4 separate regions of the Homo sapiens genome follow, and all the other regions are linked to region 2. A link is a contact called in ENCODE Hi-C or POLR2A ChIA-PET data. All regions are on one chromosome and are shown on one strand. Each heading gives the region's core, a stretch centred on a gene start or an enhancer-like site at or near the end of the contact. The rest is flanking DNA. Distances are from core to core; before and after follow the strand shown. Region 1 has its middle 55 kb from the start of SOX9. Region 2 overlaps LINC00673 (long intergenic non-protein coding RNA 673). Region 3 has its middle 8.0 kb from the start of LINC02097. Region 4 has its middle 72 kb from the start of SOX9.

What was found. A loop is a pair of places that touch in the nucleus more often than their neighbours do. ChIA-PET counts read pairs that join two places held with the same protein, here RNA polymerase II (POLR2A). Pooled maps may share reads with other maps.
Region 1: a pooled map shows a loop between it and region 2 (3-fold over the local background). The contact joins two enhancer-like sites. A Hi-C loop is called at or near these places in 1 of 37 single-sample maps with no recorded cell type and 2 of 50 pooled maps. POLR2A ChIA-PET finds 5 or more read pairs at or near these places in 1 of 52 experiments (naive thymus-derived CD4-positive, alpha-beta T cell).
Region 3: a pooled map shows a loop between it and region 2 (2.1-fold over the local background). The contact joins two enhancer-like sites. A Hi-C loop is called at or near these places in 3 of 50 pooled maps. POLR2A ChIA-PET finds 5 or more read pairs at or near these places in 2 of 52 experiments (GM10248 and H1).
Region 4: a map of heart left ventricle shows a loop between it and region 2 (3-fold over the local background). The contact joins two enhancer-like sites. A Hi-C loop is called at or near these places in 1 of 168 maps with a recorded cell type or tissue (heart left ventricle), 2 of 37 single-sample maps with no recorded cell type and 4 of 50 pooled maps.

Annotation. Positions count from the first base shown.
Region 1 is chr17:72,174,161-72,177,865 of GRCh38, reverse strand. No RefSeq gene overlaps it. Among named protein-coding and RNA genes, the nearest start is that of SOX9, 55 kb to the right of the region's middle. Within about 2 kb of position 1,930, at least 3 of the 41 ENCODE cell types and tissues checked have a DNase peak (open chromatin) inside an H3K27ac peak, as active enhancers do.
Region 2 is chr17:72,539,060-72,542,584 of GRCh38, reverse strand. All of the region lies in intron 1 of LINC00673 (long intergenic non-protein coding RNA 673), which reads left to right. Among named protein-coding and RNA genes, the nearest start is that of LINC00673, 52 kb to the left of the region's middle. RefSeq lists a silencer at 1,983-2,232. Within about 2 kb of position 2,218, at least 12 of the 41 ENCODE cell types and tissues checked have a DNase peak (open chromatin) inside an H3K27ac peak, as active enhancers do.
Region 3 is chr17:72,062,628-72,066,062 of GRCh38, reverse strand. No RefSeq gene overlaps it. Among named protein-coding and RNA genes, the nearest start is that of LINC02097, 8.0 kb to the left of the region's middle. Within about 2 kb of position 2,087, at least 2 of the 41 ENCODE cell types and tissues checked have a DNase peak (open chromatin) inside an H3K27ac peak, as active enhancers do.
Region 4 is chr17:72,191,682-72,195,325 of GRCh38, reverse strand. No RefSeq gene overlaps it. Among named protein-coding and RNA genes, the nearest start is that of SOX9, 72 kb to the right of the region's middle. Within about 2 kb of position 2,330, at least 6 of the 41 ENCODE cell types and tissues checked have a DNase peak (open chromatin) inside an H3K27ac peak, as active enhancers do.

The DNA.
Region 1 (3,705 bases), core at 681-3,180, 360 kb after region 2:
GTGAGGGAATCCCAACTCTATTTGCTCACTGCTTGTGTAATCTTAAACCAGCTACTTAAACCCCTCTAAATTTCAGTTTCCTCATCTGTAAAATGAGGTAAGATAATAGTACATTCTTCTTAGAGTTTGGGAAGCTTAAAAGCGTCCATGCAGATAATTAGCATGATATCCAAAATATAGTTCGCTTTCAGTAAGTATCTATTATTATGTCACTTGCTGCCAATAAAATAGAAATAGGTCTGATGAACCATATTAAACTTGCTTCCTTATACATATCTCCCTGCCCCAGAATGATCTCACCATGACAGGGAAGTGAACTAAACCCAGAAAAACTTACTTTGAGGACCACACTTCTACAAGACTTCTTTAGACACATGCGGCATTCTGGGACTATGACCTTGGTTAAATAGTTGGCTCTTAACACACAGTACTTTTTTTTTTTAATGAAACCACATGCTCTCATTTAGAAGGACTTGAAAATGTCCACGGTCTTGGAATTTGGGGTTAAGTCCTGGGAATGAGGGGAATGAGAAGGCACGACTGAAATGAAGGGAGTGCAGGATGAGAAAAACAGAGAAGTAATATTCTTCCCCTGCTCAGGAATACCTGGCCCCAAGCACTCACTATGGAGGGCAGGTGAGCAAGGAAGGGCTCCGGGACACTTTATGGAGCATAATAACCATTGCAGCTGTGCAAGCAGAGATCAAAGATCAAATCAAATTTCAAGCTGCAGGGACCTCAATCCGATCACCTGCAGAGGTCAGGGAAAGGAATTTTTCTTCCCTGAAGAGCCCCAAGATTGGCTGAATTCCCAACAGGGGGTTTGGCACTGCCTTGAAGGATCACATTACTGGCTACTGCCCAGAAGCAAGGGGACGCGGCCTTGGGGTTGATGGGACTGGTGGGGCCGTTGCTATTGTTCCCCCGCAGAGTATCTGCCAAACCAAATGGGAGAAACTCAGAGAAAGCCAGGGCCTGGTATCCAGGGGCTCCAGCTTGGTCATTGCTCAAAAGCCTCCTTTTGAATGTCCACTCTTAAGGTAGGTACCTTGAATGCTAACTGTTGAGGCTTTTGTTGGTGTTAGGTTGGTTTCTATTGCATCCTCCTTTGAAAGGAAGCATATAGTTGATGAGCCCAGGCTGAGATGGGACTTCTGCCAGAAGGAGGATGGGCAGTTGACTTGCAGGGCCATCGACTTCCAGGGCCATCTGCACTGTTTGCACATCCACCCCATTTTCCCCCCGTGCCAACCCCAACACACACACAAAAGAAAGTAGCTGAAGCCGGGAAGCTCAGGTCTGTGCCCAGCTTTGTGGATACTGGTTCAGTATGCTCTGCTGGAGACAATTCCATCTGGTCAACACGAACACCCTGGCATCTCTGCACAGTTGGAGAGAAGCAGGTGGCCTCCAGCCTCGGCTCTGAAAAGCTCCATGGAACTATCTGAACTTGGATCTTCAACTTCAGCCCGCTCTCTTTCCTTGCCTCTCTCCACTCCCATTTGATGACATTACACAAGGCCGGGGGAGGGGGGGGATTAGGAGGATTTTTTGCAGTGGTGGGAAGATTTAATTAGATGATAAAGGGAGAACAAAATTTAGTTCTAGAAAGATTCAGTAGATTGTTTTTAAATATCCCCAAATGGTATTTCGATGGTCTTATCAGAGGACGCTCTTCAGGGTGAGAAGGCAGTGTGTATAAAGCACGGGGAGGAGTGGCTGGTGGGTGGAATTAAATGTATTATTAAGTGAATAGGGAGAACCAAGTGACGGTGAACTTGGCCACTTGGCCTGTGGATGTCAATCAAACTAATGTGTTGGGGGAAGGGGGGAGGAAGTTTGTCACCCGTTTTAATATCAGAAATTCCTTTACGTGGGTGGTAACTGGGGAACAGCTGCAGGTAGCTGAATCACAGCCCAAATCCTTGCAAAAACGCTGGTGGGACCCCTGCCAACAACTGAGCAATGGCTTTTCAAGCTGGAATGGAGCAAGTGGGACTAAGTGAGGCGAGGTTGGGGGGACAGGGGGTGGTGCTGGGGGTGGGGAAGCAAGTTTTTAAAAAGCTGAGTTTTGAAGCCGGTGCATATTTAATAGGATTAGAACACATGAGTTAGAGGCTGAAAATTCTCAACCTGCCTCGTTAAACAGCCAGCCTGCAGGAAGGCCCGGCTCTCAGAGCAAAGGCAGAGAAGCAGGGAGGGAGGGAGGGAGGTGAAACACCTGGGCTTTCTCCAGGGGTAGCCAAGGCTAAAGGAGACAGTTTGGAAGTTCTTTTCTCTCCTGCACTCTCTGTGCAGCCTCGGAGAATCCATCCTTCCCATTCTAGCCCCACTTGGTCCATTAACACACCCAGTTTGTCAATAGTGCCTTCAGGTGCCATGTCCCTGTTTGCCTTGGCCCAGGCTTGTCCACCCACTGCCTTGGTCAGCCCTGGGAGGAGAAGCATTTGCTTTTGCCTCCTCATGAGAGGTGAGTGGGCCCAGCCCCAGCCTCAAAGGTCTCTCTGGATTCTGGCTGGATGTGTCTCGGGGCAGTTCTGAGTTTTGGGTTTTCAGGTGACAGGTGGTGCGGAAGGGTTAGGGTGGGCGGAAACATTTTTCTTCTTCTAACTGTGGATCCTTATTTGCTTTCCTGATGACTTTAGCCCGTGGGTGACAGAAGGCTGTCCTGGGCCCTGAGAATTTAGCTGAATGGCACGTGATGCTGAAAGAGAGCTGGGGTTTCCCTGGCTTCGGGCTCTTGCACTAACTCAGGGAATGACTTCAGATAGGAACTCTTACTTCCTGGGACCCCAGTTTCCTTATTTTTCATCCAGAGACCACAGGTTATTCCAGCCTTTCTTAGGACAACTTTCCATGCCACTGAAATGAGAAACACATCCCAGCAATCCTACAAATATTTGGTCCAAGACACTATGCAAATCACATTGTGAGGGTCAGGGATGACAAATGTAACCGTATTTACAAGATTGAGGACCTACTGGGCGCTTGCCGCTGCGGCCCAATGTGTGTCTAAATCTGAAACCATCAGCTTGTTCTTCACAGCCTCCTAGGTACTGTCCTTAGCAGCTGAAAGAAATGCAGCCTCCCTGAAAATAATTACTAGAAGTTGTCGAAGCTTAAGTACATGAATAACCGCCTTCCTTGATTTTTCATTATGCAAACTGTCCTCTTCCTGATGTTCTAAATTAGAAAGAGGAGAGTAGTTTTGCTCAGAAGAACAGGAAGTGTTTCCTTGATGTTCTCTCTGCCTTTCAGTCTGGAGTGCAGTGACACGATCTCAGCTCACTGCAACCTCCGCCTCCCCGGTTCAAGCGATTCTCCTGTCTCAGCCTCCCCGGTAGCTCGGACTACAGGCATCTGCCACCACACACAGCTAATTTTTATATTTTTAGTAGAGACGGGGTTTTACCATGTTAGCCAGGCTGGTTTCAAACTCCTGACCTCAAGTGATCTGCCCACCTCGGCCTCCCAAAGTGATGGTATTACAGGTGTGAGCCACCACGCCTGGCCCTCGATATTCTCTCTTAAAGGTAGGTGAGGCTGGAGCATAGAGATCAAGAACCTAAGTTTTAGGACTGGATGGGTTTGGGTTCAAAAGCTGGCTGCCACTTATTAACTGGGCCAACTTGTGAGAGGTATTGAGTCTTTCTAATTTTCAGTTTTTTCACTCTAAAAATCAGTCAAAAATAGGATTACATGCAA
Region 2 (3,525 bases), core at 969-3,468:
TTCCAGGAGTGCAAATGTCAGGGCTGCAAATTCCTCTTGGAGGGAAGCACTGAGAGCTCTCATTGTACCTGGCAGTTGGGCTGTCATTGAGTGACCTTGAGTCAGAGCAGTTTCAGGGGCAGGGTGGGCGTGGAAGTCAATTGCAGAAGCCAGAGAAATGGCTGTGAGGGGCAATGCGGAGGAGTGTTTCCAGAAAGCCAGCTCCTGGGCAGGGGGCTGTCTAAAGAGCAGGGGTGGATCTACTGTGGAGATGAGGCAGAGCCCCTCCCCTACACAGCCCTCCCTGACTGGCCTCAACTGTGTATTTACAACTTCATATCTTAAAGAGGCTGCCTCTCCCTCTAGAAAACATGTATGTTTCAGGTCTCACAAAACCTGGATCCACCTACGGCTGGGGGTTGGGGGATGGATGGAAAGATGGGATCAAGGAGTGTAAGTGAAGGAGCTGGCTCTCAGGCTCTGACTCCAGGCCAGGCAACCTTGAGTGAGTTTTTGGACCTCTGGGTGCTTCCATTTCCTTTTCTGTAAAAAACAAACAAACAAACAAACAAACATCATAAAAAACTCATGTCCTAAGGTCGTGGTAAAGGTTAAAGAAGATAAAGTACAGAAGGAATTCGCACAGTGCTTTGCACAGAGCAAACGCTCTATGCTTTTCCTGTAATTTCCTGTTATAGTGTTCATATTAATATGCATATTCCTGATTGGTGCTCTGAGAACTTTTCCGTTGCTGTGTTGGGTTCCTCCAGTGGTTTGTGGATGGAGATCATGGGGTGTGTTAGTCCATTTGCATTGCTATAAAGGACTATCTGAGCCTAGGTAGTTTGTAATGAAAAGAGGTTTATTTGGCTCAGGGTTCAGCAGGCTGTACAGGAAGCATGGCCCTGGCATCTGCTTGGCTTCCGGTGAGGCCCCAGGAAGCTTCCAATCATGGCAGAAGGTAAACGGGAACCAGCATGTTACATGGCAAGAGGGAAAGCAAGAGATGGGGGAAGGTACCAGGCCCTTTTAAACAATCACATCTCACATGAACTCTTTTCTTTCTTTCTTTTTTTTTTTTTTTTTTTGAGATGGAGTCTTGCTCTGTCACCCAGGCTAGAGTGCAGCGGCACAGTCTTGGCTCACTGCAACCTCTATCTCCCAAGTTCAACCAGTTCTCCTGCCTCAAGCCTCTCGAGTAGCTGGGACTACAGGTGCGTGCCACCGCGCCCAACTAATTTTTTTGTATTTTTAATAGAGATGGGGTTTCACCATGTTGGCCAGGCTGGTTTCGAACTTCTGACCTCCAGGGATCCACCTGACGTGGCCTCCCAAAGTACTGGGATTACAGGTGTGAGCCACCATGCCAAGCTCACATGAACTGTTCTAGTGAGAACTCACTCGTTACTGTGAAGATAGCACCAAACCATTCATGAGGAATCCACCCCCATGATCCGAACACCTCCCACTAGGCCCACCTCCAACACCGGAGATCACATTTCAGTATGAGATTTGGAGGGAACAAACAGCCAAACCATATCACGTGCTCTCTTCTTGAGTCACCCCATAATTTGTACCCAAAGACCAGGGGGCATATGGGATCACGTGCTGTTTCCAGGAGAGATGTGTTGTAGGTTTGTGGGCCTTGAAGGGCTGTGGGCAGTGATCCCGCCCAGATTCTCTAGACACATGTTCCAATGGTGTCCGCTCACAGACATGGACCCCAGATCTGCGCCATCCCCTGCAGGATGCCCCAGAGCAGCGAGATGCCCCCTTTGCTCTGGCGCCACTCTCTGAGAACCAAACCTTTTAAACTGTGAGCAAGTTGCTGGAGAAGAGAATGGGCCTGGGACTGCAAAAGTAACCTCTCTCCCGAAGGAGGAGACAGGATTCCCGAACATCCTCTGGGGCAGCCCTGGGTGGTGGAGTGCGCCTGGACAGCTGGTGTCCGTCTGCAGGCTCCTGCCTCAGGCCCTGGAGTGGCAGCTTGGCAGGTCCAGACCCTTCCCCAGGGACAGTTGCGGCTGGGAACCCTGGACCTCTTCCCTGGGCCTGAGCCGCTTCCCCGTGCGGCCGTTCGCCGAGTGGCCACTTGATGGCGCTGTGGCTCCACCGGGCGCGGGCGCGGGCGGAGCGGCGCGTCTGCTTCCAGCCGCCGGGCCGGTGCTGCCGCGGTCACCCCCGGCGCCTGGCTGTGCCCGGCGCGTCCGCCCTCCCGGCGCGCGGCTGGTGGGGCGCAGCCCTCGCGGCCGGTTCTGCCCGAAGCACAAAGCCACTGCTCAGAGCCAGCGCCTCCTGCTTGCAGCTCCCCAGTGAAAGAAGTTTGGGTCCTTGGTGGTGTTTTTCTCCCTGGCCTGGATGGTCCTGCAGAGGCCCCTTGCCACCTAATGACTTTATTCTTCTTAAAACATGTTTCTTTCTTTCTTTGCTTCTTGTTTTTGTTTTGATTTGTTTATTGGCCTGTACTCCGTTTCTGCCGTCTTACCAATAGCTCCTGACCAAGCCCGAGGCCTGCTAGAGAACTGTAGTTTAATTTAACCTCCACCGGCCAGGCTGGTCTGTTTCCTCTTTTCAAGCTTCCCTGCGGTTCTAACTTTGCTCCAGAAGATTCCTCCTGGAGCTTTTGCTTGGGAGAGAAAGGCGTTTGAACGCAGAGTTCAAGCGAGCTGGCCAAAATGGAATGCAAAAGAAGAAAATTTAAAAGAGAAAAGAAGGAGGCTTCTCAGAAATGAACTTTTCATCTGATTCCAAACATTCTGCAGTGCAGTTTTGTAAAAATACCAGAAAACACAAAGAAGCAAATAAAACACATCCATGATTTTGCGTCTAGAAATGGCTTTTGTATTTTAATATGTCTTTCCACGATTTATTGTCATTGCATAGATATACGTTCCCTTTCATCCCCCCGATTGGGTCAGTTTACTCATTTAGCTGGGTCGCCTGCTTTTTCATTGAACGCACTGGGAGCGTTTTTCCTTGGCAAGCTGGTTTCTGCAAGTTTCCCTCAAGTTTCCCTCAAACTCTTGAAGTTTTGCATGCAGGTCACTCCCAGGCAGGTTGCTGTGTGAGATAGCCTCACTGAAGCTGGGATTTGGACGTTTGGAAGAGGATGATTGAATTGTAGCTTCCAGGGAGGACAGAATTGTGAGCTCTTTTTGGAAGACCAGAGTTACCCATATTTGTTTAGCAAAGCGAGCAGGCCCACTTCAAGTCAGCGGTTCTCAAAGAGCCTGAGCAGGGTGCTGAATTCAGGCCTCTGAGCTTTGAGCGCCCCTCCCAGAACCCCTAGGCATCTGAATGTAGGTCGGAGGCTTCCCAGGCTGCCTGAAGTCTGGGGACTGAGAGGCGGGGCTCAGGGGTCACTGAATCAGCCCCTTCCTTGTCCCTCTGGAGGACCCCGGGATAAATGCAAAAGGCGTGTGTGTGTGTGTGTGTGTGTGTGGGTGTGGTGGGGGGATTCGGAGGTGGAGAAGGCAGATCAGGCCGCTTCTCTAGGTCTGTCCTCCCTTTGGGACAGGAGCAGTGTGGCTGCCAGAGCTGACCGCC
Region 3 (3,435 bases), core at 838-3,337, 480 kb after region 2:
CTTGAGATAATTAAATGAATTGATGTTTGATACAGTTTGGCTGTGTCCTCACTCAAATCTCATCTTGAATTGTAGCTCCCATAATTCCCATGTGTTGTGAGAGGGACCCTGTGGGAGGTAATTGAATCATGGGGGTGGGTCTCTCCTGTGCTGATATCGTGATAGTGAATAAGTCTCATGAGATCTGATGGTTTTATAAAGGGGAGTTCCCCCGCACAAGCTCTCTTGCCTGCTGCCTTTGCTCCTCATTTGCCCTCTGCTGTGATTGTGAGGCCTCCCCAGCTATGTGGAACTGTGAGTCAATTAAACCTGTTTCCTTCATAAATTGCTCAATCTCGGGTATGTCTTTATTAATAGCGTGAGAACAGACCAATACAATGCTTTAAAGTCTTAGGGCATAGCCTGGCCATCATAATATTTACTGAGATGAAGAATGTTTAAACATTCCCTATTCAGGTAAGATGTTCAAGATTGAAAGAGATTCCCTCTGACCACTGTCTAAGATGGCGTGGGGGAAACCATCAGGTGACTTTTACAGTCTGCGTTTATGTACCCCATGTGTAAACATGAGGTAACAGAGTGATGGGCCATTTTTTGAAGCACCTTGGAGTCTATTTTCCACTCCATGGCCTATTAGTTTGAGGTGGAGGATGCGGGGAGGGAAGGAAAGACGAGACGTTCCCATTGCTAGATACCTCTGGGGTTTCTATTTTGTTGTTGTTATTGCTTCAGAATGTTGATCTTTCACTCTTTTTTGGATGACAAGAAAGTGATTCATGTTCAAGGGGTGGGGTCCCATCCTCTGTTTCACCGACAGCGAAACTGTCAAAAAACCCATCCTTATAAACACCAACCTGGCAAATGAGACCAAGCCTCCATATGGAAAATCAAAGTAAGGGATTTGGCAGGGAGTTGTAAAGATGGTTTGAATCAGAGGCAGAGACAGCCCATGGATATTGGGGTGGGGGGTTGGGGGCTGTCTGCCCCATCGTGCCAAGAAGGCTGGGAGCTTGGGCCAGTGAGTTTTCATTCTTGGGAGAAGGCAGGCCCTATTTATGGTGGAAGCCAGATCATGGCAGTTCTCTGGTTTAAATTCAGCTCATTGGAGGGTCCTCCAAGCTAATTGGGAAGGAGCCGGCTGTATTTTCTTTCCTGCTTAATAACAAGGGGGAATTGCTTACAGCTCTGGACTTTATTAGGGGGGAATTTGACATTGTTTTGTTGGACAGAGGCTCCATCCAGGGAGCTAATCTCTCACACCTGTTTGGCCTTGTTAAAGAGCCAAGGGGCCCTGGCTTGTTTGCTATTGGTTATTGCAGAGACTGATAAAAAGGGAAGAAACAGACCAGAGAAAGGATGCAGATTTTCCTCCTCAATCTTAACTCTAAAAATCTAGACCTAAAGATGATACAGGTGCCAGTGACAGAGTTAATAAGTCCAATATCAGTGTATGAATTAGGTCCATTCAAAAACGCCAGTGCCCAGGTGTACTGACACGTGTCTGTAGTCCCAGGTACTCAGGAGGCTGAGGTGGGAGGATCCCTTAGGCCCAGGAATTCAAGGCTGCAGTGAGTTAAGATCCCATTACTGCACTCCAGCCTGGGTGAAAAAGATCCCATCTCTAAAAACAAAAAAACAAACCTACAAAATATCCACGAAGCCCCCCTCCCACAAAAACGCCAATGCCCTAAATACTTACAAAGTATCTGTCATTTGCAAGGCATGGTCCTGTGCCAGTAACTTGTGAGTTAAGCAGAGCTCCTACCCTTTGGGGAGTTATACGTTAGTCATCCCAAGAAAACATTGGAACATGTCTCAGGATTCTAGGAAGTTGGGACTCTCAGGAAAAGGGATTCCTTAAGGAACTGATACTGGCTCTTTGCCTAGGCTTTTTCTTTCACTGGAGTAATCTCCAACATTATAGGCTATTTCATAAGTCTGGGGAACCTGGCCCTTTATCCTTTGGGGGAAATTTTACCCTAATTAGTGCTCTTAGAATAATGATTAAGAGAACCTGAAGAAAATACAAGGTGAGCATAAGACACCTGGAGGGAATGGAAAATCCCTCTTCCTGTGGGATGAGCGCATGACAAACCCTGGGGCCTTCTGGTGACCAGTCACACACATTTCCTCTTCTTGTCATGTGAGCTTTGAAGGAGGAGTCCACCAATGCTGGAGTAAGGAGCTCTTTGAACAGCTGAAGGCATAATAAAAAGGTGCTGGCTCTTAGGGATTGAAGAGCAAGGTGTCTTGCACTTTGATTGGTAGCTCCATCTCTGGACTTGAGGTGTCTGGGTTTGTATTTCAACCAGGGCCAGGCCCACATCATTTGTGGGGCTCAGTGAAAAATGCAAATGCCAGGTCCTGGCCAGAAGTCAGCAAGTCATGGGTTCATAACCCCCATCCACAGTAAACTGGAGACCCCCAAGGGGATTGCAACTTCCATCCCAGGACACGCTCAGAACCAGGACTGGGATTGGGTAGAGGCTCCCTCAGAGGTGGGATTGGCTGCTGCCTTCCCCATCTGGAGATATCACAGGGTATGCGTCTGACCCTGAGCCTCCATGGATCTGTGCCCAGCTTCACCACTTACAAGCAGTAAAAGCTTGAGAATGTTACCTAACCTCTTTATGCATCGATTTTTCAGTCACAGTCATGATGATGACAGCAGCTGTCTCAAAGGGATATGGTAGAACATTTAAAACCCTAAGACACTTGAAGTGCTCAGAGCAGTGCCTGCCTCTTAACCAGCAGTACTGTTAACCATTATTATGGATGCAGATTCACCAGTTGCTTTGCTGTGGTAGGGTGTATGCTTGGAGCTGTATATTTTTTTCACCCAGTTCTCCCAAAGGGCTCCGACTTGTTCTCTTTGCTCTCTTATAACCAGTGGCAGGATATTCTAAGATATCTTCTCCAGGCTTTAGGAGGAGAACCATATTAATATAGAACGTAGAATCCTCTGCCCCCTCAATACACACACACACGTACACACATACACAGGCATACATAGTCTTACAACACAAACACACATACTCCCCTCAATAGCATTAAATGCTAAGGTGAGGTTTTTTTTAAAGGGCCCCAAGGAGATGATGGTTCTTTGGGGGTGCTTAAGGGTCCCCATGAGAAGCCAACAGGAGTAACCAACCACTGTCATCCCACCATTCCCATTCAACTACAGAAACTTTTCATTTTCTGTGAGTTGTATTTTACTGTTTCAAATAGAATTTTGCTGGAAAACATAGAGTTTTGCTATTCTGAAAAAAAGTATGAAAACCAGCACTCTAATCAATGATGCTGTAGGACCTTGACTCTGCCATAGTTATTAGTCTATTGAATTTGATTACTCTGGCCAGGGATGCAGTGGCTGAAGTGGGCACACAGTTCAAACCCTGGGCTCTGATATTAAATGCCCTTTACCCAAGGAGGTAC
Region 4 (3,644 bases), core at 1,081-3,580, 350 kb after region 2:
GAATACTAGGCAACCATTCAAAAACAATACACACTTATTTCCTGACATGGAAAGATATTTCCAGCATTTTTCTATGTTCTAAGGGAAAAGGAAGTTATGGAGTAATATATATGATGCTTGCATATAGTATTTGTATATGTAAAGGAATAAAACAACTCTAGAAGGAGATGAGAGAGATCATAAGGCAGCTCTGAAGTCTCCATGGAGTTACCAGACAGGCTGGCTGGCTCAGGATGTGGTGTTTTCTTCATGAATTCTAGAGTTAAGCATTGCTTTGGAATTGCTGGAAGGAACAGGAAGTGCTATAATACATATACATATCTATCTCTCTCTCTCTCTCTATAGATATATTTAAACAATTTCTGCCATAACTGTGGACTAACAACATAACGGAATGAATAGTTAAATTTACAACGTGCTGCCGGGCGTGGTGGCTCATGCCTGTAATCCCAGCACTTTGGGAGGCCGGGACAGTCGGATTACCTGAGGATGGGAGTTCGAGACCAGCCTGACCAACATGGAGAAACCCTGTCTCTACTAAAAATACAAAATTAGTGGGGCGTGGTGGCACATGCCTGTAATCCCAGCTACTCAGGAGGCTGAGGCAGGAGAATCGCTTGAACCCAGGAGGCAGAGGTTGTGGTGAGTCGAGATCGCACCATTGCACTCCAGCTGTGCAACAAGAGCGAAACTCCGTCTAAAAAAAAAAAAAAAATTTACAATGTGCTGAGGCAAAGCAATTTATTTATTTGTTTTGAGACAGGGTCTTGCTTTGTTGCCCAGGCTGAATACAGTGGCACAATCATGGCTCACTGCAGCCTCAACTTCCTGGGCTCAAGCAATCTCCTACCATAGCCTCCCAAATAGCTGGGATTACAGGGGTACACTACTACACCCTGCTAATTGTTGTATTTTTTGTGGAGATGGGGTTTCACCATGTTGCCTTGGCTGGTCTCAAAATCCTGGGCACAAGCGATCCACCCGCCTTGGCTTCCCAAAGTATGGGATTACAGGTGCGAATCACAGAGCTCGGCTGCAAAACAATTTTAAAAAATTCTTAAAAGAAGACCAGGCGCGGTGGCTCATGCTTGTAATCCCAGCACTTTGGGAGGCCAAGGTGGGCGGATCACTTGAGGCTAGGAGTTCGAGACCCAGCCTGGTCAACATAGTGAAACCCTGTCTCTACTAAAAATAAAAAAATTAGCCGGGCGTGGTGGCAGGCGCCTATAATCCCAGCTACCCGGGAGGCTGAGTCAGGAGAATCGCTTGAACCTGAGAGGCAGAAGTTGTGGTGAGCCAAGATTGCCCCATTGCATTCCAACCTGGGCAACAAGAGGGAAACTCCATCACACACACACACACAAATCTTAAAAGAAAACATCCTCCACTGTTTTGCCCCTTGCCTTTGTTGACCTCATCTTTGTGCCTAGAAGGCTTCATTTCCCCATGTCAGTAAAGCGTTATCCATTCTCAAGTACAGTTAAATTCCCTCTGCAGGGGAGGATCGAAGGATCTGGAGCTGGAGGTTCCAGGTTTGTATCCTCCTTCTGCCCTTTACTAAGCTGAGTTTCCATCTCTGTAAAAGAAAAAGGGGTCATAATGCCTCATTCACAGGCAAGGCATGAGGACTGAACAATGTATGTAAGAAGCATTTTAAGAACTGCAGAGTGTCATGCAGCAGTCAGGGAGTGTGATTCATGATTATTATGAAGGCCCTGGGGTTTAACTCTGTGGACCGAATTGCCACACGAGCAGCTGGCGCCGCTTCAGCCTCAGCCTTGAGCCCAGTGTGGATACAACCCAAGCTTCACATTGGTTGGAGCCCTGGTCCCGACAAATAGGCTGTGTGGGTGAAAGGGGGTATGATTCCTCCCCACATGTCCCCAGCATTTCCTGTTCCTTCCAGTGTTTCCAGAGTGATGCTTAACTCTAGAAGTCATGGAGAAAACGCTGTGTCCTGTCTGAGCCAGCCTGTCTGGTCACTGCATGGAGACTTCAGATTTGCCTGTTATCTCTTTTCTCTTCCAGTCCTGTATTCAGGATCTGAGGAGTTGAGTGGTCCCCAGGAGCTGGAGGCCCTCAATGCTACCCACTGCGTGGATGATAAAGAGGCCTCCATTTCCCATCATATCCCTGGCTGGAGAAGAGGCTGGAGGCACTGTGTGTGTGGGGGTGTCTCTGTGTGTGTGTGTGTGTGTGTGTGTGTGTGTGAGAACTAGTTTAAAGTCTTCTCTGCACACACACAAGATGATTGGGCCTACTGCATGCTTTTTAAAGTGAGTCAGGACTCCAAACCACCTACTCAGGTCCGGAACAGTTCGAGTGGGAAGGAGAGACTCTGGGAAGAAGTAAGGAGGGACCAGAGGGTGATGCCAGCCTCTGACGAGATCATCATGACGTGGGGCATGGAAAATAGGAGCAGTCTTATTTATCCTGGTCTATGCATTTGCCTATGGGAGAAGGGGTGGACTCCAGATGATCTGCAGGGACTCTCAGAGGTGAACTGCCATCCAGAAGAAGGACTTGGAGGGATAAGGGGGTGCGAAAGCCCGAGACCATTTGTCTTGGCCTGGTTGGAAGCTGTTTGGCCAGCCTGACTGAACCTGTCAACAGCTAGAAAGTGAGGTCAGCTGGGCTAGAGGCATCGTTAGCTATCACCACAGCTTGCATCTCAACCTCTTGAATCATCCATGATGAAACTCTTTATCAGCCTGGGAGGAGGCAGCCCCAGAGAACAAGACTCCTGGAAAAGGCTTGATTTTGAGCAAGGCTACATCCGGAAGGACTGGCCAGGATGAGTTAGCCCCAATCCACACTCCAAGATAACCAAACAAGTTGACTTGCTGAAGGGAGTTATTTAGTATTCTCCATCTGGGATCAGGGGAATGCCAATCTTCTTCTCCCAAATCTGGGCTGACTTAACCCTCAAGGTCCCAGGCAGCGGATTTTCCAGGCTTTATCATCTTTCCCTCTGAACCTCTACTCCCACTCTCTGGAGGGATTCCAAAAAAACCACCAGCTAAGGGATCGGGCATGGAAACAGTTTTACTTCTGGAGAAAGATTAGGGCTTATTATGTGACAGGGAGTGATAACACCAGGGGACAATCAGGAGTTTCGTCAGCGATGTTCTGCTAAAAAGAAACAACTGCAGTCTTGAAGCAACACATTTGAGAGATAGGAGAGAAAAAGAGAACATCTTGTACCTCCCCCGACCCCTGGGCCTCTAAATGCTTCAAGGCTGCTCCAAATTGCAGTGGGGAGAGGCTGGCTTCGGGAGCTGTCTTCTGAATGACAAGGAGGTCCTGCCTGCCTGAAATGGTAATCCTGGGGTTAGAATCAGGAGGGAGGCTGGAATTTTTAGTATAGCCTTGAAAGAAAATATCAGCCCACCCCGCCCCACCCCTGGGATGGGAATAGGGTAGGAGGCTAGCAAAATAAATAAAATCTGCTGTCTGTCCTGACCAGGCATAAATTGTTACTTGATCGGCAAAGGAAAAAATGAGCCAGATATTCTTCCTGGGCTTGTTTTCCATCTTCTCATCCTCTCGTCCCTTATCAATGTGTTTCTAGAAGAGTCCCAAAGGGAGCAATTGCATGAGAGTTACAAGAAGGTCAGTCCTGGAAAATAAAGTGTGGAGCTGAG